4 separate regions of the Mus musculus genome follow, and all the other regions are linked to region 1. Evidence: chromatin loops called from intact Hi-C (ENCODE). Cell type or tissue: heart. All regions are shown on one strand. Region 1 overlaps Exosc2 (exosome component 2). Region 2 holds the start of Fibcd1 (fibrinogen C domain containing 1). Region 3 holds the start of Prrc2b (proline-rich coiled-coil 2B). Region 4 has its middle 17 kb from the start of Prrc2b.

Region 1 (8,000 bases):
CTTTGCTGGTGAACATCGCAAAGTTGCAGGGTAACAGCCAAACAGCCACTGCAGAGGTAACAGGGAGCGCGGAGATGGCTCAGTTGGTAAAGCACTTCCATTGTGAGCATGAGGAAGTGGGTGACAATGTCAGGTTTGGAGGTGTACATGAAATCCCAGCACTGGGGAGGTGGAGGTAGGACCACCCCTGGGACTTGCCGATAAGACAAAGGAGGTGGATGGCGTTCTTAGGATGATGCTCAAGGTTGGCCCCTGACCTCCACGTGCATTTGAACTTAGGAGCATATGCATACATGAAGTTGTACGTGTACACATTTAAAAAGTGAACAATTCCACGGTTTGTTGTTTGGGGGACATGAGGTTCCATGGTGGAAATGTGATTTCTCTCTTCTGTGGCTTCTGTGGCTGTTTGCTTATCTGATCCTGTTTGTATTTTTTTTCCCTTCCTCTTTGTGTCCTTGTGTAGCCCGTAGCTCTTAGTGATCGAGAGGTGATCTCCCGGCTTCGGAACTGTGTAGTCTTGCTGGTAACTCAGAGAATGATGCTGTTCGACACCAGCATCCTGTACTGCTATGAGGCCTCCCTTGCGCATCAGGTACCCAGACTCCTCCCTGCGTGTGAGCTGCTCCTGTGTTTCTTCAGTGTTCCACTTTGTTTCCCATAACCCAGGCAGGAACTGGCCTGGAGGCAACCTTAATGAGTCCCTGCCATATTCATATTCCTGGGATATTTCCAGTCTTCTCAATGTCTAGCCCCATGCTAGGAATCTGATTTAGGATGGAGATGCCAGACAGGATTTTTTATCATAATAGCTTTCTACAGTTATCATGCCTGTCCCAAAATTCAGACATCTTTTACTTGACTTTTTTTTTTTTTTTTTTTTTTTTTTTTTTAACGTTAACATCATCTGGTGACTGACAGAAGAGCTCTGATGTCAGCTCTCTGAGAGCACCTTGCTGTCTGGCTTTCTGGAGCTGGGCTTGTGTGCTTGCTTGGTCGGATTGCATAATGCAGAAGGCGTATACTAGCCAGGCTTCATTCCCTCGTTCTAGCTGACTTGATGGGTATTTCTGAATGAACGAATACCGTTTCCTATTTTCTTCAGATCAAGGATATCTTAAAACCGGAAGTAATGGAGGAGATCATGCTGGAAACACGCCAGAGGCTTTTGGACCAGGAGGGATGAGGCCGAGAGCTGAAGGATGGGACTGGGCACCCCCTGGGCCAGTTTTGGGAGTGAAAACTCTGCCATGTGGTCCCCAAGGAGCATCTGACAAACACATTCCTCACCTGCAGTGGGGCTGCAGAGCCAGGCCTGTCTTTCTGTTCTGAGAGAAAACTAGGGGGAGGTAATGGTGGGTTGGGCTCTTGGGTCCCAGTAGTTTTAGGTCTTTCAGAGCACAGTGTCCCGGCCTGATGCTGACTTACCTTGGAATAACTTGGAGAATTTATGACTTCCAATCACCCCACACAATGTAATGCCCCATGAAACTGTCCTGGTAGAAAACATGGTGACCTGGGGATGTATCTCAGGAGTGGACCACTTCCTAAAATGTGCAAGTTCCCAAGTTCCATTTCCAGCCTTACCCTAACCCCAGAAAAAAGAAAACCAAAGACAAAGACATGGCAGTGCCATCGAGAATGGTCTCTTTCCACTTCCGCTCTGTCTCCTTTAATGCACAAGTGTGTGGTTGGAGAGAAGGTGGTGGAGTCAGGCCAGAGTCAAGTGGATATGAGAATAAAGGGAGGGCTGGTGAGATGGCTCAGTGGGTAAGAGCACCCGACTGCTCTTCCGAAGGTCAGGAGTTCAAATCCCAGCAACCACATGGTGGCTCACAACCATCCGTTACGAGATCTGGCGCCCTCTTCTGGAGTGTCTGAAGACAGCTTCAGTGTACTTACATATAATAAATAAATCTTTAAAAAAAAAAAAAAAAAAAAGAGAATAAAGGGAGGTAGCAGCCTTTGTTGGAGTCTCACCGCGTGTTCCGTCTGCTGACAGGTTCGAGGGATCCATACCCTCTACCTGGGCTTCCTTCCCCTTGTGTGTGAGCTGTTTCTTTAGCATCTCAGGTCCTCCTTCAGCATGTCCACCAGCAGGAACTGGCTGGCCTTTTGTGTTTTTCCCGCCTGTGAGAGTGGTTTGTAAAAAGCTGAGCCACTGGTGATGACGGAGAATAAATATTCTGGGCAAATAGTGGTTTCTGATGCTCTGATAAGAAAACAGAAAAAAACGAGCCAGGCGTGGTGGCACATGCCAGCACTGGGGAGGCAGAGGCAGGCGGATTTCTGAGTTCGAGGCCAACCTGGTCTACAAAGTGAGTTCCAGGACAGCCAGGACTATACAGAGAAACCCTTGTCTCGAGAAAAAAAACAAAAGAAAAAAAAGGAAGGAAAAAAAAAAAGAGAGAGAGAAAACAGAAAAACGAGTTGGGAAAAGCCAAGTTCTGTGTAATTGAAATGGTGATGTATTAACTTTTCAATAGTGATTCAAAGGGGACAGGATACAAGTCCTTGGCATAGAGTGCAGGTTTCCATGCTTGCTTTCCTTCTGACAGTTTAAAATGGCCTCGCCAGCATGGTAGGTAGCACGGCCTGTGATTCCATATGGGGACAGAAGCAGGGGATGAGGCCAAGCTGGGCTACAGAGAGTGGCTCACTAAACATTACCCATAATGGTGCCCTGAGTTACACTTCTTCAGTTAACATTGTTTTTCTTTCATGTTTATTTATGTGCATTGGTGTGAGTGCATGTGTATGGAAGTCAGGACAACTTGGATGAATCCGTTCTTGCCTGCCATGTGGGTCCCAGGGGCATCAGGCGTGACAGTAATCACTCTAACCCATGAGCCATTAAACTGGCTCAAAACATTTTTACTGAGGCTAGGGATGAAACCTAGCGCCTTGTTTATACTACTAGGCAAGGGCATCACTGAGCAATGGCCCAGTTAATTAACATTCTAAAAATTTGTTTGGATGCTGGGTATGGTGGATCTCTTGAGTTTAAGTCCAGCCTGGTTTACATAGCCAAGGTTATATAGAGACTGTCTCAAAAAACCAAAACAGCTGGAGAGTGGTGGTACACCTTTAATCTCAGTACTCTGGAGGCAGAGGCAGGCAGATCTCTGAGTTTGAGGCCAGCCTGGTCTACAGAGCAGGTTACAAGACAGCCAGGGCTACACAGAAAAACCCTGTTTCAAAAAAAAAAAAACCAACAAAAAACAACAATCAACCCAAAATAAATAAAGGCCCCAAACAACAAAAAATAATTTCATAAATGTGTACTGTATATTTTGATCATGTCCATCCCCCCAGTTTTCCAGGCCCAACTCTTCCTGGACCTCCAACAAGTCCCCCTTCCAACTTCCTTTCTTTCTATCTTTAGTTTTTTATTTCTTTTTTGGAGACAGGCTATTTCTATGTAGCCCTGGCTGTCCTGGAACTCACTATGCTAACCAAGCTAGCCTCAAGCTCACAAGAGACTCACCACCTTTCACCTTCCTCTTCTAGGTGCTGGGATTAAGATGTGCCTAGCTTTTGTTTGTTTTGTTTTTTGTTTTATATATATATATATATATTTTGTTTGTTTTGTTTTGTTTTGTTTTTTCACACAGGGTTTCTCCGTGTAGCCCTGGCTGTCCTGGGACTCACTCTGTAGACCAGGCTGGCCTCGAACTCAGAAATCTGCCTGCCTCTGCCTCCCAAGTGCAGGGATTAAAAGCGTGCGCCACCACTGCCTGGCTTGTTTTTACAATTTTCAATAATCTACCCACTCTAGTTAGGGCTGCCCAGTCTGTCCTGGTGACAGGAGCTAACTCATCTAACATAGCAGTTGTCATGTGAAGTCACATCGTATCCACAGCAGGAACAGGTGAATGCCTGTGCTTGCCTTTCTCTTCTGTACCCAGCCCAAGCTCTAGCCAGTGAAATGATGATGCTGCTTCCCACCTCACCCCAGTCTAGAAGCTGACAGTACAGCAGTCTGGAGGTCCGTTTCCATGGTGATTCAAATCCTATCACATTTACAATCAAGATTAATCATCATAGCACCATCGCTAGACAACTTTGCATATGTGTGTTTCTGAGACAGTGTTATAGATGACAACTTTTAATTTAACCCATGTTTGAGGGATCCACAGATAACTGAATTCCCTGAGTCTGCAACTTCAGGTGGGTTTGCCTTTCTCAAATTTCAGAAGTTTCCAGGTTGTCCACCTCTTTTTTTTTTTTTTTTTTTTTGAGAAAGGTTTCTTTGTGTAGCCCTGGCTGTCCTGGCACTTTTTAGACTAGGCTGGCCTCAAACTCAGAAATCCACCTGGCCTCTGCCTCCCAAGTGCTGGGATTAAAGACATGTGCCACCACTGCCCAGCAGTTGTCCACCTCTTACGGGGCTGGGAATGGGAGCCTGTCTCTTTGTCCTTACCTGTTTCTCCCAAGCTGTTGGCAAGACACTGAAACCCAAAAGCATCTTCACTGGATATGTGCTTTCATAGCCCAGCAGAGGGCACTGCTGGCAAGCTTAACTACAGTTGGTGTAAGAAAAACCTGAAATTTTGTTACTGAGCTTTGCTTTATGAAAGTAAGGATAAAATTAGATTGAATTGAACAACTTTTAATGAAAGTTATATGAGCTGTACAAGATGCATCAAACATTGCTTTAAAGCCGAGGTGAACTGCTGGGAGGCAGAGACTGACAGACCTTTTATGAGTCACAGGACAGCCTGGTCTATAAGATGAGTTCCAGGACAGCCAGGGTTGTTACCCAGAGAAACCTTGTCCCAAAAAACCCAAACTAAGCCAACCAACTAAAACCTGTCAGATACCTGCTGCGCTCTGCATTCTGCAGTTTGAACCCTTAAAGGTTTTCCAGTGTTAAAAAGTAGTGTATCTTATTTGTCACGGTGCCTCCTAGGCAGTCAGCTTGGTCAAGATGGCTGAATATATCCTTCCCAGCCAGCAGTCATCAGAAACTCAGTGAAGTGGATGGTGAACACAAGCTTCATACCTTTTTTTTTTATTTTATAATTTTATTTTTTTTTAAAGACTTATATGTGGTATAGTGTAGCTCTTTTCAGACACACCAGAAGAGGGCATCAGATCCCATAATAGATGGCTGTGAGCCACAATGTGATTGCTGGGATTTGAACTCAGGAACTTCGGAAGGTCAGGCAGTGCTCTTAACCACTGAGCCATCTCTCCAGCCCATGGGTTTCTAATGTGGTGGGAACCACCTTCTTTCGAGACTAAAGCTTTCAGATTCTGACAGCTCTTTTGGACCCACCAGCCAAGGTGCAGCAGGATGTGTCAGTCGTGGGTCTCTTTCATGCCCTTTTTCTTACAGAAACCAGTTGAAACACTCAGATTGGCATCCACACAGACTTGCACTTGCCCTCTCCAGCTTGCCCTGGTGGCTCACAACCATCTGTAAAGAGATCTGACACCCTCTTTTGGTGTGTCTGAAGACAGCTACAGTGTATTTACATATATATGTAAAATAATAAATCTTTAAAAAAAGAGAAAGAAACCCATGAAGAAGGAAGGAAGCTCGGGACCAGAAGGCCAAGCTTCAGTGCCAGTTCTTCACTATCCTGCAGCATAAGCATCCACGCGCTGGCCTGAAGAAACAAACAGTACTAAGACACACGAGGAGGAGTCTAGCTGCAGAATATGCTAAACTTTTGGGCAAGACAATGAAGGAGACCAAAGAAAAACCCCAGGGACAGATTTCCAGGAGATGTAGACTGTCCACACCGAAAGCCTCTCAAGTCAGTCAAAAATAAGTCTTTAGGAGGAACAGATAAGCTGGATGGTAGTAGTGCACACCTTTGATCCCATCACCAGAGCGGCAGGCAGGCACATCTCTGATTTGGAGGCCAGCCTGGTCTACAGAATGAGTTCCAGGACAGCCAGAGCTACACAGAGAAACCCTGTCTCAAAAAAGAGCAAATCCAAAAAAAAAAAAAAAAAAAAAAAAAAAAAAAAAAAAAAAAAAAAGTACTTCTCTTGGAGGAAAATTACAAGTGGGGCTTGGAGCTTATCTGAAAGAAAAGTGGGGTTGAACGCTGATGGTATGGGAGAAGGGTTCTTCTGCACAGCCCTGCAGTGAGGGGAGAGGCACGCCTGAGGCTGGGAAACCAAGGGCAAATTCATCTCAAGAATACCGGACAGTAAGCAACAATGTCCCTTGCTTTTAGGTGAGGAAGCCAATTTAGAGGAGAAACTGACACGAGTCCCAGGCAATTGAATGAAGGACGGGATGCAGCTTTAAGAGGGTGCCAAAGCCAGGTGTGAGCCCAGGGTGGAACAGCTGAAACTCCTGCTGACCCAGGAGTGTAGTTTGCTGCACTGAGACTGATTGTCTTCTAAGGGTGTATGGGTATTTTGTCTGCTTGTATGTCTCTGTACCACATGGTGTGCCAGGTCCCCTCCAAGGCCAGCAGGGCATCAGATCTCTTGGAGTTACATGTGGTTGTAAGTTACCATGTGGGTGCTGGGAATTAAAACCTGGGTCATCTGGAGGAGCAGCCAGTGCATTATAGCAGCTGAGCATCTCTGCAGCTCCCAAACTGATCTTTGGATCACTGCTTCTTTTGCCAACCGACTGCCTGCTTCTGCCTTTGTATTCCCGCAGGGTAAGAAGCACTATTCAGTGCTGTAGGCCAGCAGCAGCAGCAGGAACGGGTGCTTAGGAAATGGGTGCCCATTACCAGGAATGGTGGTGTAGCCACTTTGGTAGGGCACTTGCCTGGCATTCTTGAGGCTCTAGGTTCCATCCCTAGCACGGCTTACACCAGGCTTGGTAGAACATACCTGTAACCCCGGCCCTTGTGAGCTGGTTGCAGAGAGATCAGAAGTGCAAGGGCACTCTCAGAGATTAAGGGCAGCCTGGGCTGGAAATCCTCTCAAAAGCCCAAACTGAGTAATGTTAGTTCAAGAAATAGTTATTGAAGAGTTGCAGTTCCAGGTGCTGAAGGGTGGTTCAATCAGGAGCACTTACTGCTTTTGCGGATGATCTGGGTTTGGTGTCCAGCTCATAACTATGTCTCATCCAGGGGTTCTGATGCCCTTTAGAGTCTGTTAGCAACAGACATGATAGTGGTGCACATAAAGTCAGTCAAGTACACATACATGTTTATAAATAAAATATCTTTTTAAAAGTTGCAATTTGCTTGTTTATTTAAAGTTCAACCAGAGAATGAAAAATGTGGGTAGGGAAAGGAAATGGTTAAAGCAGGGACAGGAATTAAAAAATAGACTATTCAAAAGAAAGAAATTGGGGCTGGAGAGATGGCTCAGCGGTTAAGAGCACTGACTGTTCTTATGAAGGTCCTGAGTTCAAATCCCAGCAACCACATGGTGACTTACAACCATCTGTAATGTCATCTGGCACCCTCTACTGGTGTGTCTGAAGACAGCTACAGTGTACTTACATACACATAATAAATAGGGGGCTGGTGAGATCGCTCAGTGGTTAAGAGCACTGCCTGCTCTTCCAAAGGTCCTGAGTTCAAATCCCAGCAACCACATGGTGGCTCACAACCATCTGTAACGAAATCTGATGCTCTCTTCTGGAGTGTCTGAAGACACACTACAGTATACTTACATATAATAAATAAATAAATATTTTAAAAAAAGAAAAAAAAAAAGAAAAATTACAGTCATCAGGGTGAGCATAGATAGATAATCAGAGAAGCCAGGACACCTATTTGAAGACTGGCCGTACAATTTAAGAGAAACCTGGACAGCCAAACTGCAATTCAAATAATGTGACAATCATATTATTCTGTGAGTGAATTTATAAACTCCAGTTCTAAATCTGGGCACAAATTTTCATTTGCTTCACAGTATTTCAAGTGACTTTTGTTTCTGTTGTTTTGTTTTGTTTTGATAACAGTGTAGTCCGGGCTGTCCTGCAACTTGCTCTATAGACCAGGCTGGCATCGAACTCACGGAGATCCGTCTGCCTCTGCCTCCCGAGTGCTGGCATTAAAGGCGTGGGT
Region 2 (8,000 bases), 160 kb after region 1:
GCAAGAAGTCACCACTCCCTCCAAGGAGATGGTCCAGGGTGACACCTTACAGAGATCCCAGGGGAAGCCCATGTGTAGTTCTAGAGTCTTATATTTGAACACCTGACTAGACCTCGTCTTCCTGCCCAAAGGTCCACAAGACCCTTCCTGTACAGGGGGTAGGAATGATACCCTAATGAAGTTGGAATCAGCCACTTGGCCAAGGTCATCCATCCAATGAGGAGACAGTTCTGAAACAGCCAGGAAGAGCAGGCCCAAGGAGATTCCCAGGAGCAGCCATACCTGCCCGGGAGGAAGGGTGAAAACCTATGCTACGCTCAGGCCTGGCTAAGTGACCAAGCTCTGGAAGCAGCCGGTTCAGGAAGAACAGGGTGCCCCCCTCCCTCTGTCCCTTCCCCTTTGCCCCATCTGCTTCCAGAGCTCACAGGTTTGGTCCCCCTACCAGAGAGCCTAGCCCCAGCCGCCTCATCTGTTATATCTGCAGTCTCTTAGGGTGGTGTGACCAAGACATGACAGGCAAGGGTGTGAGCTAGCCTGGTGCTGGAGCAGTCTCCTTCCAGTGGGAAGAGACTGCACTTATCCCACCCTGGGAGCAAAGAGAGGAGCTGTGGCAGGGAGAACCAGCCTGTGTGGGTGCGTGGCACGCCGAGGTTTACAAATACACCAGAAGCTCACTGGTCTTCCTCGGCAGCTCAGGGGGTGTGAGGAAGAAGAGGGAAGGGTTGGTCCCTCTCACAGATGCACCAGCAAGGAACACAAGCATGTCAGGGACCACAATATGACAAGAAAACAAGGAAGAAGGCCCCAGGGGTGCTGAGGCACACCTCTCTCCCTCCCATCCCTGCCTCCTGTGACCACAACAACACACAGCGGGCACGGAGGATGGAAGGGGTGACTAATACCCCCATACCCAGCATAGGCCCAGCTGGGCTCTACCTGGTGCAGCTGGGAGCTGGTTCCCAGGGGCAGCAGAGTCCAGGAGGCCATACCTGGCCCATGACACCTTGAAGCCCCATTTCTAGCAGACTCCCCAGAAATCCCCATCCCTCCTCTCCCATGCTCCTCTTGGCGAAGTTTCAAGCATCTGACCTCAGCAATGGCCCTTACCTCAGCTGGGCTTCTGGAAAAGGCAATGGCAGGGGGCAATGGGGGAACTTGTGGCCCCAGGGAACTAGAGCTAGGGGCACAATTTAAAAAACAATGAAATTGCCTGGACTAAGAGCCCTACCCCAGGCAACCAGGGAGGCCTCCAAGAGGGAGCAGCCTCTTTCCTACCCTCTGTAGAACAGGTAGGGTGTCCCTGGGTGTGCAGTGTTTGGAGGCCTGGTGGTGTCAATCAAATGAGAAAGCACATGTCTGGACGTGGGATCCGGCCCAGGGAGGCAAATAGCAGTCAGGATCTTTAAGATACCAAAAGGAAGGAAGACTGGACCAGGTTGGGGTAGCCTTGAAGTTTCCACTGCTCCTTTAAGATCTCAGCAGGAAGGGCCCTGCCACCTGGGGACACAGTGAAGACTGGAAGAGTTAAGAAGGGGGACAGACCACCCAGGGAGGCAATGGAACCAGTCTGAGGTTAGAAAAGTAGAGTCCCTGCTCTCTGGCCCACATGCTGTGTGGCTTGGGCATATTCAACCTCCCTGATCTTCATCTGGGATATGGGAAGTGTATACTAGTGAAGAGCCAGCTTTGCAAACAAGCTAGCCGGTCCCCTTACCAGACCAGTGTTACTCGGAAAGAAAGGCAGGTTGCAGCTTTGATTAGTGAGGAGTGGCCACGCCCACCCCTGCCACCTCCTCCTTCTCTGGTTGCAAACTCTCACTGTTCCTTCCCCAGTGACATCTGTCTGGGAGAAATTTAAAATTTAAAACGGGCAGCCCCATTATCTGCTCTCCTTGGCAAACGGCCTCCTCAATTCGCTTGTCTATGCCAGTCCCTTGATGGCCCAGCCTGGGGCAGTCCTGCGGCCACCCCTCTGCTTCCGACTCCGGATGCCCAGTACCTCAGCAGCCCCTCCCTGTTCTGTCCCAGCTGGTGCAGTGCACAGCCCTGGGCATCCTCCAAGCCGGGACACTTCACTGTCCCTGCAGAGGCAGTAGGGAGAGAGGATCAGCCAGACCCAGGTTCAAATCCCTGTAGGGCTTCGTGGCCTCGGGCTGCAGCGGGACCTCTCTGAGCCTTGCTCTCCTGAAAGTCAGAGAATCACAGTGCCTAGGCTTCTTATAGGAGATTAATATTTACTGTTCCCCAATTGAATTTGGGCGCCTAGGTAAAGAGGGCGGATCTGGGGGGCCGGTCCTGTTCTTGAAGCCTGGAAAGATGTGCGGGGCGCCTGGCACAGGTTAAGGAATTTCAAGTGAGGAGGACCCCCATTGAGGCTGTGGGCGAACGGGACTCTGCGCGCGGTCATCTGTTGGCTGTCCCCAACTGAAGGGCTGATCCACAACCAACTATAGGTCTTCTCTTCCCTCTGCACAAGCAAGCACAGGGGTCTCCGGTGGGGGTGGGGACTGGCTGCAGCGGGTGCCTTCTGCAGGGAGCCCAGAGTTCAAGACTCCGCTGAGGGGAGGAGGAGAGCAGGTGCTCCCACTAAGCTCTGCACAAGCTCACCAAACTCCAGCCCCCACACCCGTCCCCGCGCCCGTGGGTACCTGCGGTTTGTCGCGCGGTCGGTCCTCAAGTTGGGACGCGCTGCCCACGGTCTTCCACCGCTCGTGGACCATCTTCCAGCAAGACCAGCGGGGTTGCGGGGCAAGGGCGAGTGCAAAGGAGGCGAGGGGTGCACAGGGTGCGTTGCACTCGCAGGAGGTCCCCTCGGTGCCGGGGATCCGGGGTGGCCCGGGAGCGGCGGCCGCCAGCTAGGCTGCGTGTGAGCGCGTGTGATTGCTGGGAGCGCGGGCGCGAGCCTCCGAGAGCCGCCCGCGCCGCGCCGTCCCCGCGTCCCGCTCCCGCGCCTCCCGCGCGCTCCGCCCTCTTCCTCCCGGCTCAGTCTCCGCGTCTTCGTCTCGGACCCTCAGGGCCTTTTATTGCTCCCCGCGGCTTCCCGAGCACGCGCGCGCGCCCCCCGAGGGCTCTAAGAGTGACTCCCGCTCTAGCCCGGTCGCTGGGGGGTGAGGAGGACTATTCAGCAGCAGCGAGCGTGACGACAGCCACGGGCTCCTCGAGGAACCTGCGCGCCCTGCGGCGCCCCGCGCAAACTTCCTCTCGGGTGGGACTCGTCTAAGTCCCTAGGAAGGGGCTAGGCAGAGACCGTGTGACCCTTTCGGGGCTCCGAGGTTCCAGTCCCGGGGCAAGTGTGCGCGTGGCCCGCTAATCTCCAGCCCTGTGGCCTGGTGCTGGAGTCCCCGACTCCGCAGCCAGGCTGGCCCCTATGGCATCTGCCCACCCGGAGTCCCGAACAACACCTCGCTCCGCCCCGCCCCCCCCAAGCCGGCCTGGAGCTATCCCAACCGCGGGAGGAGGGATCTGAGCCACCAGTGGGGGCTTCTCAGTCGTCCCTCCCACTAGCAACACTTTTTAAAGCGTTTAATCCGCCCGAGCAGCCTTCGGAGGTAATTGACAAAGTCCTTAATCTGCGCGGTTAACGAGCTGCTGTTGTGACTCCGACCGCGTGGCTCCCACGCGCCCCACGCCGAGCCCCGCCAGCCGCCCTTCCCCCCAGCTCCGCAGAGACGCCTGGGCCCCCCGCTATTTCTTAAAGCTGTTTTCCGGCTTCGGGGCGCTCTGGCCGCCTTGCTGTTCCCTGGCACCGGCGTCGTCTCTCTCCCACCGGTTTCCAGTCTGTTGCCTCATCTTCGTCTACGTCCCTCTTCTCGTCCCTCTAGGTGCCTGGCAAGCGTGGGGCAGGCTTTGCGAGGGTGGGGCCCGAGCCTAACACAGACAGAGTGGTCCCGGGACCACAGCTGAAGCTAGGCACTGTGGCCACGTGCCCTTCCAGACTGTCACCAGCCAGAAACTGGATCCCACAGTCTGCACTTCCAGTGTTCCGGGTGGCTGGGGTCTCCCGCGGTCCCAGCCCGGCTTCCGGACAGTAAGCTGCCGGAGTTACTTACTGCCCAGTCACCCCAGGCTGGGGTCAGAAGCCCACATCCTAGAGGATGAACATGTGTCGCCCTGCACACACCCCTCCCCCATGCTCCCTCATCACTTAAGAGGGTTGTAGGTGACCCAGAGATCCTTCAGGCCTAAGCAGGAAACTGTGATTACTGGCCACTGAACCTCTCTTGACTCAGGTTCCCCTTGTATCCAAAGGGTTAACAGCACCTCACTCTGAAGGGCTCTCTCTTCCGGGGTTCAGAGGCAGGCACCATACATAAGCATCTGAGGGGTTAGTGTTAGCTGGGGTTCATACTTCCCGCTATAAACGCAGGCAGGCTTCTGCTCTCTCGGAACCTGTTTCCTCATTGAGCAAGCAAGGATGGAAATGGACGAAGGCTTCCCAGCGCCCTCACAAGAAGCAGGCATTAGGGATGGAGAGGTAGCTCAGCAGTTAAGAGCCCTGGCTGCTCTTCCAGAAGTCCTGAGTTCAACTCCCAGCAATCACATGGTGGCTCACAACCAGCTGTAATGAGATCTGATGCACATTTCTGGTATATGTCTGAAGACAGCTACAGTGTACTCATATAGATAAATAAATAAATAAATAAATAAATAAATAAATAAATAAATAAATAAATAAATAAATAAGAAGCAAGCATTAATTAAGGATCCCAAGTCTGATTCTGCAGTTCCCCGGGAAGAGCTAGGCAAGGTGTACACTAAAAATCACCCTGGGCAGTCCTGGTCTGGAGATGTGGTCCAAAGGTCCCTGGGTGTACACGGAGAGCTGTCAGCCTGTTTAGGATGGTGATACTTGGTTCAGGGGACGCCACTTTGATGGTTAAGACAAGGGAGGCCAAACTCTGAATGGGAGACACACGCAGGTGTGCATGGGCGCCTTCAGGACATTCTGCTTCTGGGTCTGAGGAAGGACAGGTAAGCGGGGGCCACCTAGTGGCTCCTCCCAGCAGTGTTTGCTGCTGGGACCTGTCACCAACTCAGCAAGAGTCCCCAGTTCTCCTGTCTGCTGGAGTGCAGATAGGGGTGGCCTTGCCCTATCTCCACTCTGCCACAGCTGTGCTCTCAGCTCAGTTGACACTAGGACGATCAGTGGTGGCCCTGGGTTGGCAGGAGCACACTCAGCCCCTGTACACAGCACCAGCCCCTAGTGTACACAGGCCCATCAGCCCCATGGGGAGGTGTGAACGGGATGCACGGATGCAGGAGAAGCTCCTGGGAGGAGCCACAGAGCAGAGCAGACCAACACTGTGCCTGTGTGCTGTGACTTCTTGCCAGGCTGATAGGGGCCAAGTGACAGGGACAAGTATGGCTGAGCTAAGCATGCTGGCCTCTGCAGATGCAGCCTTTTAGCCAGCTCAGGGACCAGGCAGGGCTTCACGGAACCCAGGACTCCTGAACTACAAAGACTTAATCCAGCTGGGTGTGGTGGCGCACGCCTTTAATCCCAGCACTTGGGAGGCAGAGGCAGGCAGATTTCTGAGTTCAAGGCCAGCCTGGTCTCCAGGACAGCCAGGGCTGCAAAGAAACCCCATCTCGAAAAACAAAACAAAACAAAACAAAACAAAACAAAACAAAAAAACAAAACCAAAGACTTAATCCAGAACTCTCTGGCACTCTGATCCCACCTCTCTGGCTCACCATGTATTCAGGGTGGTGGTGGTGGCTGTCCTCCTCCCCCTCCCCCTCCCCCTCCCCTCCCCCTCCCCCTCCCCTCCCCCTCCCCCTCCTCCTCCTCCTCCTCCTCCTCCTCCGCCTCTTGCTCCTCCTCCTCCCTTCCCCAAGTCCCCTGAGCGTGAGAACTCCAACTATCAGGCAGTTTCAGTCTGGAAATTTTAGTTGAGATTCTAGAGAGAGGGTCTGGCCAGGTCCTGCCCTTCCTTCTGAACATGGATCCATCAATCGCAAGATGTCAGCTGGCCCAAGGTAGCTGTCCTCCCCAGGGGTCCTCACTGCAGTGCCGTGGGGGAGTCATAGCTGCTGGCTGTCTTCACTGGGAGGGGTACTGGATAGATGGTGAGGACAGAAGTGAAGAGAGACAAAGAGGAGAGTAGCTGGGGGCCTGGAGTAACAACATGCCTCTGGACTAGCCTCAGTGGTCGCCATCTGTGGAGCATCACCCTTCCATACAGTCCTGCATGGGGCACCAGCTACCCCAACAGATCAGAGCTATCGCTAGTCTCATTCAAGGATGTGAAGCAGAGTCAGAAATATAGTTAAATAATTTACCCAACAATCTAAAACCATGTGGTTAATGCCAAGTCGTCGTCTAGTAAGGCCCATCGTTTCTCACATGTGGAACATTATTCATTGTCAGTATGAACAGATTTCACTCAGGTCTACTCTCCAAAGACCTGTGAATTGTGGCAATATGCCCGTTTTAAAGACAAGGCAAGAGACAAAATTTGGAGCTGTGACGAAAGGATGGACCATCTAGTGATTGCCATATCCAGGGATCCATCCCATAATCAGCTTCCAAACGCTGACACCATTGCATACACTAGCAAGATTTTGCTGTAAGGACCCAGACATAGCTGTCTCTTGTGAGACTATGCCGGGGCCTAGCAAACACAGAAGTGGATGCTCACAGTCAGCTATTGGATGGGTCACACGGCCCCCAATGGAGGAGCTAGAGAAAGTACCCAAGGAGCTAAAGGGATCTGCAACCCTATAAGTGGAACAACAATATGAACTAACCAGTACCCCGGAGCTCTTGTCTCTAGCTGCATATGTATCAAAAGATGGCCTAGTCAGCCATCACTGGAAAGAGAGGCCCTTTGGACTTGCAAACTTTATATGCCCCAGTACAGGGGAACGCCAGGGCCAAAAAGGGGGAGTGGGTGGGTAGGGGATTAGGGGGGTGGGTATGGGGGACTTTTGGGATAGCATTGGAAATGTAAACGAGGAAAATACCTAATTAAAAAAAAAAAATAAAGACAAGGCAACTGAAGATCAGAGAGGCTCAATACCTTGGCCAAGATCACACAGTAGCTGGTAGATCCAGAATTTGAATCCTGGGCTGTGCTCTGCTGGAGCACAAGAGTCTCAGCCTTGCTGGGCTCTGATATTCCCAGAGAGCATTGAATGCAGCAGAGCTCCGGAACGTGGGCTGCATGTCAAATGTGCCTGTCTCCTGCCTGTCTCCGGAGACCTGGAGGCAGTGGGCCAGGAGGTCAAGACCTCTGGCCCTTGTCCACCCACCTCTCCCCGTTCACCGCCCGGGGCACTTCACTCTTCTGGTAAAGCGGTTTCGACTCACTTCTGACAGTCACATTTATCATTAAAAATAAATTCATCCTGGCTCCCCTTGGCATGGGAAGGTGCTGTGCAGTGATTCAGTGGGCTTGTCACCCTCTTGGTGAGACGCGGAGAGCTGAACAACTGGATGGGCTCCAGCGCCAGCGCCTCATTTTCTGCACTGGAGCCAGAAATGTACAGTGGGCTGACATTTAATTTAGAATCCAACATACCTTGACACAAACTCATAATACAAAGGCGGGGGTGGGTGGGGGCTGCCAAGCTGGGCAAGGGTGGGGGAGTCCGAGTGACGGGATGGATTTCTTTCTTTCTTTCTTTTTTTTTTTTTTTTTTTACTTTTGCTTTGTCAACATGATGACAAGCCAGAGGCTGCCATCAGAGGCAAGAATTAGCAGAGACCAAGTATGTGTATAATGTGTGTGTGTGTGTGTGTGTGTGTGTGAGAGAGAGAGAGAGAGAGAGAGAGAGAGAGAGCTGCTGTATGTCCATGCCTCAAGTTCACTGGTCAGCGTCCTTCGACTCTTGAGGTTAGTCCGTCCTATGTTACATTACTGGAGGAGCATGCGCCAAAGCTGAGCTGTGACGGCCAGCGCTGGTGCCGGGAGCTGGACAGTACTGCCCTTTCATAAATGGCACCTGCACTGTCCATCCCTGTGTCCCTAGCACTTTGCCCAGATCCTCTGAGATAT
Region 3 (8,000 bases), 470 kb after region 1:
ATAGAGAGAAACCCAGTCTCGAAAAAACAAAACAACAACAACAACAAAGATTGTTGATCCACATCAGGTTGAATCTGAGAATGTGGGACCTGTGGCTAAATACAGCCAGCTATATAGCTAAAATTCACTTTATCTCACAGACAGGCAATGTAGCTCAGCCTGGAAAGGGGGTTCTATGGCAACCTCTGCCCGCCTCCCCGAAAGTGAAAATTTAGTTTCTTTTTTTTTTTTTTTTTTTTTTTTGGGTAGAGGCTAAAGTCTTGCTATGTGTAACCCTGGCCTAAAATCCTCTATGTAAATGAGGGTGGCTTTTAAATTGTGGTAATCATGCCTCTATATCCCGAGTGCTGAGACCACAGCATGAAGCACAACCACACATATCTTTCTTTTATTTTTTAAACATCTCCACTAGCATTCTCTTTTTCTTTTTCTTTTGGTGGGGTGGTCTTGGAACTCGCTATGTAGATTAGGTGAACTTTGAACTTTCATTAACCCACCAGCTTCTGGATTGAAGACATGTGATAGCTCAGAGGCCTTGCTCACTAGACCATTTTAAACGTGACTGTGCATGTGTGTGCTCCTGCCTGTGCATGTGTGCTCATGGGTGCATGTATGTATGTGTGTGCTCGCGCACGTGTGCTGTGGTTACAGGTCTGTTACTGCCAACCTTAGTTAACATATGTATTTTCAGTCTTTATTTTTCTGGTTGCTAGCAGGAAACCAAGCTCCTCCATGCTAAGCATGTATGTGCTCCACCTCTGACCACTCCCCGGCCCATACACATTTTTCTGAATGGCCCAATGTAGCTAGTCTTTGCCACTGGGTTCTTCTTTTTTCCACTCTTTATTCCCCCACCGCAGTTCACCCCCTATCACTAGATAGGAGTGAAGGATAAAGGGAAGAGAGAGAGAGAGAGAGATCTTTCTCTCTGAATCCCTGAATCTAATGTCTTTCCTTTTGTTTCTTCTTTGTGCAGGACTATTAACAAATCACAGCCAACACCTTCCCTTAATGACCCACAACCACTCACCCCACCTATAGAGGCCCTAGCATTTATATACCCTCTTAAAAGTACCCAGAATTCAAAACACCACAAATTCCCAGAAACCCCTCTGGCCATATCAGCTTACATACTCAGGTTGGAACTGGGTGTCACTGATGGTGGGGATGGGTTTATTGTACTTGCTACAAGTCTGCCTTTCTTCCCTGCCCGATGGGAAGAGCATTGGTGTCTATCTTTTGTGCTTGGTGAGGGTGAAGTGAGAATCCAGGGCTGGGGGAAGGGGCCTGTAGCTCAGTTGACCTAGCACATACAAAGCCCTAGGTTTGATCCTCAGCACTGAGTGGGCAACACACGTGTAATCCTGCACTTGGGGAGGTGGAGGCAGGAGGATCACAAGTTCCATGTTATGCTGTAACCCAGACTGGCCTCTAGCTTCCTATGTAGCTCAGGATGGCTTTGAACTTCTGACTCTTGCCTCTTTCTCCTAGGTGCTGGGATTCCATACCTGTCTACACTGCTGCATCCTGATGTACTGATTTATATTTGAAATAGGGTCTCGCTACATAGCTCTAGCTGTTCTAAGGCTCACTATGTAGCTGAGTCTGGTCTCAAATTAGCAGCAATCCTCTTGCTTCAGCTTCTCCAAGATTGGGATTACAGGCATGTGCCACCACTGTCTGGCTAGCAGGTTTATCCTAGAGAGGAGATACATAGAAGTTGTCATGGATAGAAAGCAGTAATGTTGGGAAAGCATAAGAAAATTATAGTGCCAGACGTGGTGGCACACGCCTTTGATCCCAGCACTCGGGAGGCAGAGGCAGGTGGATTTCTGAGTTCGAGGCCAGCCTGGTCTACAGAGTGTTCAGGACTGCACAGAGAAACCCTGTCTCGAAAAACCAAAAAAAAGAAAAAAGAAAAAAGAAAAAAAAAAGAAAATTATAAAACTACCCAAAAGAACATGCCCCAGACACTGGGCTTGGCATTCCATTGAAATGGTTTTTGTTTTTTTCCAGGACCTAGTTGAGCGGCCTTGGAAAAGCTGTATATCCTCTCAGTCCCTCTTTTTTCTTACAATAATAAGTGCTTCAGAGTTGGCATTAAACCAGACAAGCCCAGCCCACTAACAGAGGACACCATAGCAGCTGGGATTTAGTCTCTTCAGGAGAGTGCCTAAGATGGTCCCACACTTTTCTTCTGAGTAGCTGAACCCAGGGCCTCCTGCATTGAAGCGACAAAGTCTACAACTGAGTTACATCACCAACTATTTCTTTTTAATTAAGATTGATTGATTGATTGATTGATTTATTTATTTTACACCAGAACAGGGCAGACCCCATTACAGCTGGTTGTGAGCCACCATGTGGTTGCTGGGATTTGAACTCAGGACCTCTGGGAGAGCAGTCAGTGCTCTTAACCACTGAGGAGCCATCTCTCCAGCCATATATATGTTCTTGTTTCTTGAATGTTATTTTTAATTGCTAGGATATCTGGAATAGATAAGGAGAACCTAGCACTGCACAGTAACCTCGAAGGGAGCCAGTCTCTCTCCCAGGCCTTTTGTTCTGCATTCACACGAATACACACCCAAGTGGGGTGGTTTATGTCATGTTTTAAAAAGGGTGAAGTGGCCGGGCAGTGGTGGTGCAAGCCTTTAATTCCAGCACTTGGGAGACAGAGGCAGGCAGATTTCTGAGTTTGAGGGCAGCCTGGTCTACAGAGTGAGTTCCAGGACAGCCAGGGATACACAGAGAAACCCTGTCTTGAAAAACAAAACAAAATAAAACAACAACAAAAAAAGGTGAAGTGTCTATACGGTGCACTTGTTATGGAAGGGAGACCTTGCTGTGGAATGGTGCAACGAACCACTTCTGCCGTACCACTTCTGCCGTACCACTTCTGCCGTACCACTTCTGCGTGTTTCCTGCATGTATCTTGCCACTGGGATCCCCCTCTCCCTCCACACATTCTAACAGGTCAGGACTGTCAGGCTGTCAGGTTTGTCTGTCAAGAGGCTCTAGAGCTCTGGGGGTGGTGGGAGCAGGATCCAAGTTCAGTCCCTCTTCTGAGCCCCCCTCCCTCTCAGGTCTGCATCCCCTGCCTTTTAGGGTGCTGAGTCCTCCCCATTCTCCCCACCCTTTTGCATTCTCACCCCAGAGCTCTCCCTGGGGTCCCCTCCCAGTCTATGTCTGCTTCTTTCAAGAGCCCCTCCCCCACCCATGGAGGAGGCCTTCTCCATGGGTGGGGGTGGTCTTCAACCAGATCCACTCTCCGTTGAGATTCCTCTTCACCAGGAGCCTCTCTCCATGAAGACCCCTCTGATTTGGGACCCCATCTCCATCCATGTATCTTGCTACTGGGATCCCCCTCTCCCCCCAGTTCCTTTACTTTTTCTCCATTTGAGCCGTCCTCTCCATTGCAGCCTCTTTGCACCAGGGCTTCCTCCTTCTCCTGGTTCCTTTCCACCTAGGCCCCTTCTCCATCAAAGTCCCTCTCCACCAAGGCCTCTTCTCCATCAAGGTCCCTCTCCACCAAGGCCTCTTCTCCATCAAGGTCTCTCTCCACCTAGGCCCCTTCTCCATCAAGGTCCCTCTCCACCTAGGCCCCTTCTTCATCAAGGTCTTTCCATTTGGGCCCCTTCTCCACCTCGGCCTCCTCTCCACGTAAGCCCCTTGTCCATCAAGGTCCCTCTCCACCGCGTCCCCTCTCCAGCCGAGCCTCCTCTCCATCTAGGTCCCTCTCTTCCGCAGCCCCTCTGCACCGCGGCCCAGCTCGCTCCCCGCGCTCTCCCTCCTCCTCTCCCCCGCCCTCCCTCCCGGGACAGGGGCGACGCAGCAGGGGGCGCTGCGCGGGCCACCGTGCGGGCGGCGGGCGGGGGCGGCGCGGAGGCGGAGGCGGCGGCGGCGGGGGGCGGGGAGCCGAGCGCGGGCGGGAGGCGGCGGCGAGCCACAGCGCCGAGGCTCCAGCGAGCGCCGAGGAGCGGGAGGAGGAGGAGGAGGCAGAGGCAGGAGCGCAGAGCGCCGAGCCCCGCGCCGCCGCCGCGCAATCCGCCGCCATCCGCCGCCCCCGCGCCCGGCCGCCGCCCGACCGCCATCGCCCGGGCCCGTCGCGCGCGGACGCAGACCAGGTGGGCCGGGGCCGGGGCCAGGGCAGAGGCCGGGGTTGCGCTTTGTCTCCGCGGCGGTGCGCTGCGGCGGGCGCGGGGCTGCGGCCTGGGCGGCCTGCTCGGCGCTCCCCAGCTCGCCATTGTTGTGTCTTCGCGGCCAGGGCGGGAGGACGGCGGGCCGAGCGGGGCTGGGCAAGGCTCGGGGTCGGGATCGAGCCCGAGGGCTCTCCTGCGCCCGGGGACGGCGGCCTTGTCGGCCGGGGTGGGGGACGCGGGACCCCGAGGCCGCCCGGAACCGCAGGCCGAGCGCCGCCCCGGCTCGGGTGGGTTCGGCTGAGGGAAGCGGGGTGGTGTTTTCACGGCACCCGGAGCCGCTGCTAAAAATGTTTAATGATAAACAGGATGTCGCTGCTCGGGGCCTGCCAGATTGATTTTTTTGTTTGTTTCTTTTTCTTCGTCTACCTTTTAAGAGAGAAATGCAGACCTATTGAGATAGATGGTGGGCCTCTCTGGAGAGGATCTGCCTGCATAAAAGTGGACGCTGCTGCTTTCCTTTCTTCTTTGTAAATATCGTGGGGGGATGAAGCCCACTGTTAGGCAAGAATAGGTGTCGCCCCCCTTCCCCAGGCAATGGTGAGCTTGAAGGAAGTGGGAGAAGGGGGGCGCCGATGCTCTCCGGAGTGTGTCATTTGCTAAATGGCTGCCTGGGAGAAACCTTTATAAAGCTGTCTTTTGCAGGGTAGTTAAATTTCACCTACGTTTTTTCTTTCCTGGAAAGGTTAGCGTGTATTTCGGTGTGTTGTCTGTTTGCGTTGTATATCTCACTTGGGTTTTCTGTCCGTCTGTCTGAAGCCTCAGCGCCCTTTCTCAGCAGTACAACCGCAGGGGCTTGCTTTGTATCGTAATGTCTGCACCGTCGTGGTGCAAGCTGGGACCTGAGGGGTACAGGCTGTGGAGTGGGATGCTTGCTGCCACCGAGGGACTACTCAGCCTTCACAGGCAGAGAGGCATGACTTGGCAAGCCGTCGGTGCTCTGTAGTTACTCTGTGCTGTCAACCTAGGACAGAAGGCTGGCCACTTGTGGTGTCATCCATGCTGGGGCATGCCACAGGTGCTGGTTTGAAGTGGCAGCGTTGGAGAAGGGATTCAAAACATTGGGTGATGTAGGACTGCTGGAAGTTCCAGGTCAGCCTGGGCTACATGGTGAAAACCCAACAAAATACCCACATCCGTAGGTACTTTGGTTAGTGCTGGGCCTCAGTGGGGAGGAGGCACGGACTGCGTTAGTAGCCCCCGTCAGAGCAGGGGGTTGTCTGGCTTTCAGTGGGCTGGAATTGTATAGGATGGATAGGAGAAGAGACAGGAACTCGGGAGTCTTGACTTTGGAAGAGAACTGCCCTCCTTGGGGATGGGCAAATAATTGTTCGGGGAGCCTTCAGCTTGTTCAGGCAAGTGTCCCTCTTGGAGCCATGTTCAGGTCCTCTTGAGTGACTTTACCCAAGTCTCTGAGCCCCAGCTCTTGCATCTATAAAATGGGAATAATAAGACTCCTGCTGTATCTCGTGGGAGCCTCCGGTAAGGTTCACAGCAGAGCGTTTCTGTCCTGGGAAGGTGGTAGACATGGACATTCTCGCAGGTTCCTTGGTTTTGTTAGTTCCTTTTAAATCCTGACTTTTCCTCGTGTTGTGGCTTGTGGAATTGGGGACCCCCTGCAAATGCTGTGACCAGCAAATTGTTTCAGGGCTGGCTTAAAGGTCCAGGGGAGCTCAGCTAGATTCCGCTGCTAGTGGGAGACCATGGAAGGGTTTCAGATAATGAATGGGGAGACAGATATTGGTCTCACTCTGTGTGGTGACGTAGGCCTTGGCTCTTGGAGAGCCCTGGTTAACTTGCTGGTTTCCAGTTGGATAGACAGTGACTTGCAGTCTGGGAGGGAGAGGTGTGTGTGTGTGTGTGTGTGTGTGTGGTGTTGCTTCATTTGCCTTAATCATTTGCTGAGTTTAAGGCGCTTCCATGTCCCCTCCAGGGCCTTTTCTACACTTGCCATTTGGCTCATCCTTGCTGTCTGACCTCCCTTGCCAGTCTGGTCCTGGTCTGCCTGTGGCTGGTGGATTAGGGAAGGTTGAAGTCTACTGTCCCTGCCCCCAGGATTGTAATTCCTGGCGGAGCTCGCTGCTCATGTGGGGCCTGCTCTGGTCCTCCCCACTCTTCCGTGGGAAGGAGAGGGTGAGGGAGGGGAAATCCCTGGGCACTTGAGAGTCAAAAGCCTTAGGAGAGTGGAGTTTCTGGAATGGCCGGTCGGAACTGGTTCCTGAGCCTTGGCTTTACTCCGCTACCCTCCATCCTGTTTGAATTTCGACTCTCTCCCACCCACCCGCCCGGTTTCTTTTTCTCAGAAAGATCATTTTATTGTCTTTTAAAGCCCCCCCCCCCCTTTGCCTCACACAGAGTACCAGCTCCCAGCTAATGGCTGTGGGTTGGTTCCATCTCCCTTTGTTCCAGCGTTTAAGATTGATCATTTCAGGGTTAGTTTCTATTTCAAACCAGAAAAGGCTGGGAGGTCCAGTGCATGCATTTCTAACTTCCATAATGAGGCTCCTCTGCTGTCAAATGTTCAGATCAAGTTACAGGCCAGCAGGTATTAATAGGGCCTGGCCGGAACAGGTCTTAAAACAGTACAGTTTTTTTTTTCCTCTTAAAAAAGAAAGAAGAAAAGAAAGAATATTTCCAGCAGACACCCGTTGGACTCTGTGCTGCGAGCCTTGTTTTGTTTGCTTTTGAGTATTGTATACAAAGGCAGGGCTAAGTAAGTTTAAGACTTCTTTTGAATTATAGTCGATTATATTTATTGAGTGTGTCTCTGCTTGTGTACCATGGTCCTCCAGTGGTGGTCCCAGGGCAACCTGTGGGAGTTGGCGCTAGCTTTCTATCCCGCGGTTCCTCAGGATCAAACTCAGGTTGTCAGGTTTGGCCACAGTCACCCTTACTACTAAGCCAACCCTCAGCCTTCAGTCATTATTATTATTACTACTACTTGGGTTTGGGTAGACTTGGGAACGTTGGGATGGGGCCTCACAGGGCTAGTGGTGCTGGAAGCCGTGGGGAGAGATAGGTGGTTAGCCTCCTGGAGCGGGGACATTGTTTACCATGAGCCTTTAGGTTTCACAGGGGCCCTTTGGCATCCTCACTTGGGAGCTGGCAGGCCTGGGCCTCACCACAGGTGACACTGCTGTTTACATAGGCGGGCCTGTGGGAAATCTGTGCTCCAGGGGGGTGTTTGCCTTGGTGGCTTGCTTGCTTTGCTTTGTTTTCCATTGTACTTTTCCCCCATCTGTTATAATCTTTCCAGAACTTCATGGATTCTGTAGAGATGCTGGTGTGTGGGGCTTCTCATGGCGGTAGGAGGTGGCTGTGCAGGGTGAAGTCCACCTCCAGGGGCTATTGTCTGGCATGTTTGCCTTTGTGCCCCCCCCCCCCCTTTCTCCCTCCTCTCTGACTATTGGCTTCTTCCTCTTTGGCTCTGGGAGAAGCCAATCCTCGGGTGCTCAGGGATTTCCCTGCCATTATGCAAGGGCCTTTAAAATAACGTTTCCCAGCCCCTAGTAAACGTGATTCCTGAAGAAAAAAACATTAGAAAACATTGACAAGGATTTAAGAAAATACAGATACAATTCACCTACCCCACCCGCTAACTGGAGAGAACTGCTGTGAGTGTCCTGGCGTCTTCGCAACTGGAACACTCTACATACGTGCACTGTGCACAGCTGACAACTTGGTTTTTCCTGTGAATGTTGTGTTTTGTGTACCTGCTGATTTATTTAATCTTGCAGTTTGCTAGGCAGTTCAGTTGTTGTTACCCGTCTTTCCCCTCCTGAGACATTTCTGTCTTGGGGT
Region 4 (8,000 bases), 450 kb after region 1:
ACTCAAGGGCCCCCTGACTCAGCTCTGTATTAATAGCCCTGGCCAGTTCCCAGGAGACCAGCTCTGCCAGCGGCCAGTCAGAAGACTTCCAGACAGGGCCTCCCTGTATCCATAGCTCCGTCCCACAGCTCCTGACTGCTTCCTCACGCCTCCCCTCCCCCAACTCCCCGCTGCCCCGAGCCCACCTTCTCTAGAAGGAATCATAGGGGTAAGCCTCTCCAGCCTTAAGCAGTCCTTTATAGATCTCAGGACTTAAGAGAGCCAGCTGAAGGGGACCTGGGAGGGAAGATGAAAGGGGGGATGGAGGAGAGGACAACATCAGGGTAATAAAGCCAGAGCCAAGTTCAACCCCAGCCTCTGGTTTCTAATGTGGTGACCTGTAAGGGTTCACTTAATAAGAGTGGGCTTTTGTTTCTCGCTGTAAAGTGGGAATCTTTTTTTTTTTTTTTTTTTTTTTTTTTTTTTGGTTTTTCAAGACAGGGTTTTCTCTGTATAGCCCTGGCTGTCCTGGAACTCACTCTATAGACCAGGCTGGCCTCGAACTCAGAAATCCGTCTGCCTCTGCCTCCCGAGTGCTGGGATTAAAAGTGTGCGCCACCACTCCCAGCTGTAAAGTGGGAATCTTACTGAGACTTCTCACTTCTGGTTTTGCTGTGAGGACAAAATGAAGTAGTTGTCACAAGGGCAAGTCTTGGAACTCACATCTTGTCATCCCTGTTACTGTATCTTTGGATCTCCACACTCCTTGCTGTCAGCACATTCTGGATTGGGTTTCTGTCGTCCTGAGCCCTCTAGTGTTCACAGGCTGTTGTTGCGGCAGGCTCTGCGTTCGTGGATTCATGTCTGTTTCTTTTTTGGTTTCTTTGAGTTTTTATTTTTCCCTCCCTCCTCTCATTCTTTCTTTCTTTTTTTTTTCTGCCTTTTCTTGTGAGACAGGATCTTTTATAGCCCAGGCTGGCCTGCAATTCTCTATTTAGCTGAAAGTGACCTTCCTTCCTCCTCCTCCCAAGTGCTAGAATCATAGAATAAACAAATATGCCCCCTCCTTTCCAGAGGAGCACGAAAGACCAGACAGACTGGTTTGCCCATCCTTGGGATGAACTCTGGCTTACTGGGTGCTGGGGATGGAAGCCTGGACCTCCTGCATGCTAGGGCAGTTCGTTCTCTCTCTCTCTCTCTCTCTCTCTCTCTCTCTCTCTCTAGTCTTTAGCCCCTGTAAGGTATCCTTTCTGATCCAAGCCACTGTTACATATACACAGCACAGTAGACTGAAAATGGAGATGGGGTCCCCTCTCCCCTTCCCTTTGGAAGCTCAAAAGATCTGACAGAATGATTTGGGTACCTGTGAGCCGCCGAGCCCTGGGGTCTGGACTCTCAACGTTGGACAAACCACAAGGTCTCTGACCTCCTGAGTCTTTATCTGCAAAGAGGCCTGAGACCTTGTGGGGAGGTTTTGAAGAGAGGGACAGGAGGAGGCAGCCATGGAATCCATGACTGATAAGCAAGAGTAGAGGGCCCTCTCAGAGGCCGTAAAGCCCACGCAGGTCAAGGTTATCCGGGTTGGAGTAGAGCCAGAGACAGGAGGCAATGAGACACAGAAGGCTAAGTGTCACAATTAGAGGAGTCAGATGCAGAGCAGTGATCCCAGGCTGCGTGGCCGTAGGGACCAGTGTCAGCAACTCCCGTCCAAGCCTGGCCCATCCACTACTACCTTTGTGTCCTGAAGCTAACCTCAGTCTTTCCCATCTGCAACATTAGCCAGGGCTAACCCCCAGCCTGTCCACAATGCACAGACCTCCAGCTAGCCCCAGCTTGGGGATCCTGAAGAGAGCTCTTATACCCTCTAGCCCAGCCATGAGCATCCATCCTGACCCTAACCAGGGTGTGCAGTAGAGACATGATAAATGGAGCTCTGTCCCAGGGATGTGATGTTGGTCCTGGGTCTGAAAACTTAGCCCACTTACTGTCTGGCCCTCTTAGCTTACAGAGGTTTAGCAGTTGAACTGTGCACCCCCTAAAGTAGATGTGTTGGGGACCTAACCCTAGGCCCCCAGATGTGACCTTATTTTGTCTTTACAGCCATAAGAAGAAGCTAAAATAAGGTTACCCTAGCTTACTAAGATCACCTTATTTAAAAAAAAAAAAAAAGCCACAGCATAAACAAACGGCAGGAGTCCTCCTGTATGATAGTTCAACAGATAACTGCATTTGCACCAAGCTGACAAGTTGGTTCAATGCTCAGGCCCTACATGGTGGAAAGAGAGAACCAACTCCGAGAAAACATTCACACACAAATAAATACATTTTAGAGAAAAAACAAGAGGCAGATCTGAAGTTCAGTTCCAGTGGTTAAAACAAAACAAAACAAAACAAACAAACAAACAAACAAAAAACCCACTTCACACCATGTCCAGGGTTTGAGCCTCAGACCTAACAAACGGAACTGGTGAAGTTAGGGCCTGGGAGCACTGCTCAGTGGCCAAGTGCTTACTGTGCAGGTGTGAGGAGCTGAGGTCGGCCCCTTGGCACCTGTGTAAAAGCCGGGGGCAACAGTGTACATCTGCAATCCCGCTCTGGGGGGACAGAGACAGCAGAGTCCTGGGGGCATGCTGGCCACACAGTCAAACTAACATGGTGAAGTCCAGGTTCACTGAGAGACCTTGCCTCCAAAAAAAAAAAAAAAAAAAAAAAGTGGGAAAAAAATAGAGCCAATTGAAAGCACATACGAGGGGGCAGGCAGGGAGTTCTCCGAGCAGAGAGAAGAGCACAGATGGAAGGAGGCAGCGATGCTTTCATAAGGCAAGGAAAAGGAGCCAGAGGCTACCGAGAGGGAGAGGCCAGACGGGAGGGCGTGGCCAAATGGGAGGGAGGGGCCAGACGGAAGGGAGGGTCCAGATGTGAGGGAAGGTCAGGACGGAGGGAGGGGCTGGGGGAAGGGAGGACCCAGAGGGAAGGGAGGGGCCAGATGAGAGGGAAGGTCAGGACGGAGGGAGGGGCTAGGGGGAAGGGAAGACCCAGGCGGAAGGGAGGGGCCAGACGAGAGGGCGGAGCCAGACCTAGACAGCCTTTCCCTAGGTCTTCACACCTTACCTTTGGCCCACTGATCCCCTAAACTGTGAGGTAATACACTTCTGTGGGTTGTTACAGTGTCTCTAGCAAACTAAAGTACCTACAGTACCCAAGTCCCTAGCCCTAACCTTTGCAATGTAATAAAGCCTGGAACCATTAAAAATAAAACAATGGGCTGGAGAGATAGCTCAGCGGTTTAGAGCACTGACTGCTCTTCCAGAGGTCCTGAGTTCGATTCCCGGCAACCACATGGTGGCTCACAACCATCTGTAATGAGATCTGATGCCCTTTTCTGGTGTGACAGCTACAGTGTACTTAGATATAATAAATAAATAGCCGGGCGTGGTGGCACACACCTTTGATCCCAGCACTTGGGGGGCAGAGGCGGGTGAATTTCTGAGTTTGAGGCCAGCCTGGTCTACAGAGAGAGTTCTAGGACAGCCAGGGCTTCGCAGAGAAACCCTGTCTCGAAAATACATACATAAATAAATAAATAAATAAATAAATAAATAAAAAAGACAAAAGGCCTCCTGCATTCCTACCACTATCTCTTATTGAATTTAAGCTTATATAGCTTTTGCCTAGCTTTGTATGTAGTGTGTGTGTGTGCCCAATGAGCAATGCATGTGCAGTGTTGAGGCCGGAGGCTGACATCAGGTGTCTTCCAGAACAGCGCTCCATCTTGTTTTTTGAGGCAGGATCTCTTACTGAAGCAAAAATTGACCAGATGGGTAATGGTAGCCAGTGAAATCCAGAGGTTTCCTTGTTTCTGCCGCACCACCAGTGTGGAGGTTACAGACATACACTGCAGCACCTGGCTGCCAGGCAGGTATTTAGGGACCCAGATCCAGGCCTTCATGATTGTGTGGCAAGAGGCTTGCCAGCGGAGTCATCTCTCCCTCAGCAGAGTCTCATCATGTATCTGTGGCTAGCCTTGAACTTGCTATGTACATCAGGCTGGCTCTAGACTCACTGAGATCCCCCTACCCTTGCCTCCTGAGTACTGGAGCCCACCACACCCCGGGACCTTTTGTTGTAAGACATTCTTGCACTGTAGCCCAGGCTGACCTTAAACATACAGTCCTTCTGCCTGTTCCCCAATGTCTAGATCATGCTCAACTTAATCAATATTCCCTGAACTCCTCTCTGTACCCAGTCTCTGTATTCTGGTGGAGAAGTACCCTTTTTCCAGATCTTTAGAGCCCAGTGCTGGCCACAGAAGACCGTAACTGGAATAAATATAGAGCTTGTGGCACCCCCTGCTGGTCATCCTCAGCATAGCACTCCTCTCTCTAGAGAAGGTGAGTGTTTGCTGGAGATTTATTGAAGGCAGGTGAGGGCGCTGCAGGACATGCTATAACAGTCTAGATGTCTAGACTTGATGTCTGGAGGAGCCCCAGGAAGTTTCATAGAACCTGGATGGCAAGGAAGGCCCTGATCAGAAGAGAGGTGCAGGGAAGGGTAAGATGTAAAGGCTTTGTATGGAAGGCCATTGGAATCCCATCACAGGAGGGACAAGAATTAAAAGCAGAGGACCCTGGGTAAGTGCCAGCCTGCATTCAGCCAGGAATCTTGACCCAGGAAGGTGTTGAGGTCCTGGGGGGAGTGGCATTTCTTGCAGAGCCTTACATGGCAGCATTTCCAAGGAGTCAGTCAGGAAAGGCATGGGGTAGGGGAAGGATTCCTGCTGCTGCTGAGAGCTCCCCTAGGAAGAGGAGGGAAACAGGCTAGGGAGTGAGTAGGGGACATTCCATAGGTGGATACAGACCACAGCTCCTGCCTCGGAGAAAGTAAGAAGAGACAGTTTTACTCTTGGGCCAGGGAGATGACTCAGTGAAAAATGGGTTTGCTGGGAAAGTAGAGGAACCTGAAGGACCCCAGAATTCAGATCCCCAGAACCCAGGTAAAAAGCCGGGGGGAATCCCAGGAACAAACCAGCTGGCTAGACTAGCCAGAACTGTAGCGCTCCAGATTCAGTGAGAGACCCCACCTCAGTGCATAAAATGGAAGCTGTTGGAGGAAAGTCCCAATGTCAACTTCAGGGATCACACACACACACTACATACAAAGCTAGGTAAAAGCTATATAAGCTTAAATTCAATAAGAGATAGTGGTACGAACGCAGGAGGCCTTTTGTCTTGTTTATTTATTTATTTATTTATTTATTTTCGAGACAGGGTTTCTCTGCGAAGCCCTGGCTGTCCTAGAACTCTCTCTGTAGACCAGGCTGGCCTCAAACTCAGAAATCTGCCTGCCTCTGCCTCCCGAGTGCTGGGTTTAAAGGCGTGCGCCACCACGCCTGGCATAGCTAAGCAGTGGTGGTGAATGGTTTTCATCCCAGTGCTTGGGAGGCAGATTTGAGGCCAGCCTGGTCTACAGAGTAAGTCAGGGAGCCAGGACTATACAGAGAAACCCTCTTTCTTTCTTTCTTTCTTTCTTTCTATCTATCTATCTATCTATCTATCTATCTATCTATGTATATGGTTTGGTTTCTGGATTCTTTGGTTTTGTTAGTGAAATTTCCTTGTGTAGGCCAGGCTGGCCTCAAACTCTCAACCCCCTGTCTCTATCCCACTGCATCTGACTCTACTCTGTTGCAAATATATATATATATATATATATATTGTTTGGAGATGGGGTCTCATATAGACCATGATGGCTTCAAACTCTCCATGGAGCCATGCTGACTCAGACATGAGGCTGGCAAGAAGATTGCTATGGGTTCAATACCAGCCTGGGCTACAGAGTAAGACTCACAATCAAATGTTACTTTTGGTGGCAGCACATGCCAGTGTCATCTGCATCATCTGTGTGGAGCCCTGTCTGCTGACAGAGGACTTGTGGCAGCCTGGCTCTGTCAGCTTTTGATATTTGCTGATGAAGAACTAAATTTCAGATCCTCCACAGATTGCTGCTGTTTTATTTGTTACAGTTTTGTTGTTTTTCTGTTGTTTTGACAGGCTGGGCCAAGGTGGTGCACACCTTTAATCCCAGCACTCAGACTCAGGAGGCAGAGGCAGGTGGATCTCTGAGTTTAAGGCTAGCCTGGTCTACAACAGAGCGAGTTCCAGGATCACCAGGGCTATACAGAGAAACCCCTGTCTTGGAAAAAAAAAAATGCCTCAGTGGCTAAGAGCACTGGCTGCTCTTCCAAGGACCTGGGTTCAATTCCCAGCAACCACATGAAGTTCATAACTGTCTGTACCTCCAGTTTCAGGGGATCTGACACCCTCACATCAATGCACATAAAATAAAATTATTTTTATAAGAAATGATACCTTCATGTTTTAATTTTCTCAGGCCGTTTGTGACCCTGTCCTCTAAGCCTCCCCCACCCCTAACTCCTGACCCAGTCTGCTGCTGCTGCTTCTTCTTTTTCTTCTTCTTCTTCTTTTTTTTTTTTTGGTTTTTCAAGACAGGGTTTCTCTGTATAGCCCTGGCTGTCCTGGAATTCACTTTGTAGACCAGGCTGTCCTTGAACTCAGAAATCTGCCTGCCTCTGCCTCCCAAGTGCTGGTATTAAAGGTGTGCGCCACCATGCCCGGCTTGCTTGCTTGCTTGCTTTCTTTCTTTCTTCCTTTCTTTTTAAAACAATCTTTTTTTTTAAAGATTTATTTATTATTATATCTAAGTACACTGTAGCTGGCTTCAGATGCACCAGAAGAGGGCGTCAGATCTCATTACAGGTGGTTGTGAGCCACCATGTGGTTGCTGGGATTTGAACTCAGGACCTTTGCAAGAGCAGTCAGTGCTCTTACCCGTTGAGCCATCTTCCAGCCTTCAGTCTGCTTCTTAAGAGATCCAAATGCTGTCGAGTTTATCGTTAGTCCCTTAGCTCATGGTCCCTTCCTCATGTCCCAAGAGCACAACCATCAATCACCTCTGCAACTGTTGTCAGCCCCAAGGATTCCACTGTATTTGCTGGGATCCTTAGTCACACCCGCCCATTCCCCACGCAGGTCCAGTAACAACACACATGAGCTGGGGACTAATGAGGGTGGGTACATCTTTCTGGTCACAGCTGTTATAAACTTTTGTGTACAAGTATTCTCATTTCTCTGAGGACAGTTGGTCCACTTTGACAAATTTATAACTTTTTGTTTGTTTGTTTGTTTGGTTTTTGAGACAGGGTTTCTCTGTATCCCTGGCTGTCCTGGAACTCATTTTGTTGACCAGGCTGGCCTCGAACTCAGAAATCCTCCCTCTGCCTCCCAAATGCTGGGATTAAAGGCGTGTGCCACCACCGCCCAGCTAATTTATAACATTTCTGCATGAACTCCTGGAGGCCACAGGCGACCTTACATGCCTTCCTAATAGCTCTCCACTTTTATTATTATTTTGTGGTTTTGTTAGATATGTATTTGATGTGCATGAGTATTTTGTCTGCACGTATACATGTGCCTCATGTTCATACCTGGTGTTTTTTTTAAGTCAGAACCAGGACAAACAAGACTATAGAGAGGATTTTGCCTTGGAAAAACAAAAAACCAAACAAGATCAATAACAAAATGTGGTTGGGTACGATTCGCTTTCTACAGGCCTCAGAACTTCAGACCAACTTTGCAAAGCCTTTGGCTGGTTACACTTCCCCTGAAGTTCCTCTCCTGCCACCAGAGACCGGTTAATAAGGCCGCCCAGCAACTGGCCTTTGACTAGTGGTGGCTAAGGAAAGAGTTCGGTGGGAAAACGGCTAGCCATGAAGGCAGGAGGACGTGATTTCAATCTCCAGCACCATGCGTGGTGGAAAACCGCAGAGCTGGAAAGGCGGAGACAGGAGGATGACTTCAGCAGCTCGCTGCCCAGACAGAGCGTGACTTGAGTGAGAAACCCCGTCTCTGAAACACAAGACAGACAGCCCGGTGTTCTGTATCTGCAGGGGACTGACTGCTCCTAGCTGCTTACTAAGTTACCAAGCCTGGGTTCCAAACTCG

The links. Peaks named below come from ENCODE experiments on the same cell type or tissue, not always from the same donor. Only the 100,000 strongest peaks of a DNase experiment are listed, where the experiment ranks them.
Region 2: a loop joins it to region 1, with 11 times the contacts of the local background. A loop is called at or near these places in 4 of 42 quality-filtered maps.
Region 3: a loop joins it to region 1, with 2.6 times the contacts of the local background. A loop is called at or near these places in 5 of 42 quality-filtered maps.
Region 4: it touches region 1 in a loop (2.7-fold over the local background); 5 of 42 quality-filtered maps call a loop at or near these places.

Annotation. Positions count from the first base shown.
Region 1 is chr2:31,679,385-31,687,384 of GRCm38, forward strand. Exosc2 (exosome component 2) reads left to right here. Exons shown (of 9, transcript NM_144886.3): 8 at 467-595; 9 at 1,106-1,968. The coding sequence ends at 1,186. Gm13427 (predicted gene 13427) reads right to left here. Exons shown (of 4, transcript NR_153862.1): 3 at 1,981-2,130. Among named protein-coding and RNA genes, the nearest start is that of Gm13427, 5.1 kb to the right of the region's middle. In heart, CTCF peaks have their summits at 1,866 (motif pointing left) and 4,493 (motif pointing right); a DNase peak (open chromatin) is centred at 4,427.
Region 2 is chr2:31,843,063-31,851,062 of GRCm38, forward strand. Fibcd1 (fibrinogen C domain containing 1) reads right to left here and starts at 2,943. Exons shown (of 7, transcript NM_178887.4): 1 at 2,649-2,943. The coding sequence starts at 2,720. In heart, a CTCF peak has its summit at 4,994 (motif pointing left); no DNase peak of the experiment used is centred here; H3K4me3 peaks cover 2,326 bases; H3K27ac peaks cover 1,610 bases; H3K27me3 peaks cover 5,630 bases.
Region 3 is chr2:32,147,165-32,155,164 of GRCm38, forward strand. Prrc2b (proline-rich coiled-coil 2B) reads left to right here and starts at 3,984. Exons shown (of 32, transcript NM_001159634.1): 1 at 3,984-4,127. In heart, a CTCF peak has its summit at 3,790 (motif pointing right); DNase peaks (open chromatin) are centred at 3,917, 5,197, 6,247, 7,327 and 4 weaker places; H3K4me3 peaks cover 4,912 bases; H3K27ac peaks cover 4,881 bases.
Region 4 is chr2:32,129,871-32,137,870 of GRCm38, forward strand. No RefSeq gene overlaps it. Among named protein-coding and RNA genes, the nearest start is that of Prrc2b, 17 kb to the right of the region's middle. In heart, CTCF peaks have their summits at 802 (motif pointing left) and 4,350 (motif pointing left); DNase peaks (open chromatin) are centred at 31, 1,731, 2,901 and 4,371; H3K4me3 peaks cover 2,857 bases; H3K27ac peaks cover 4,647 bases.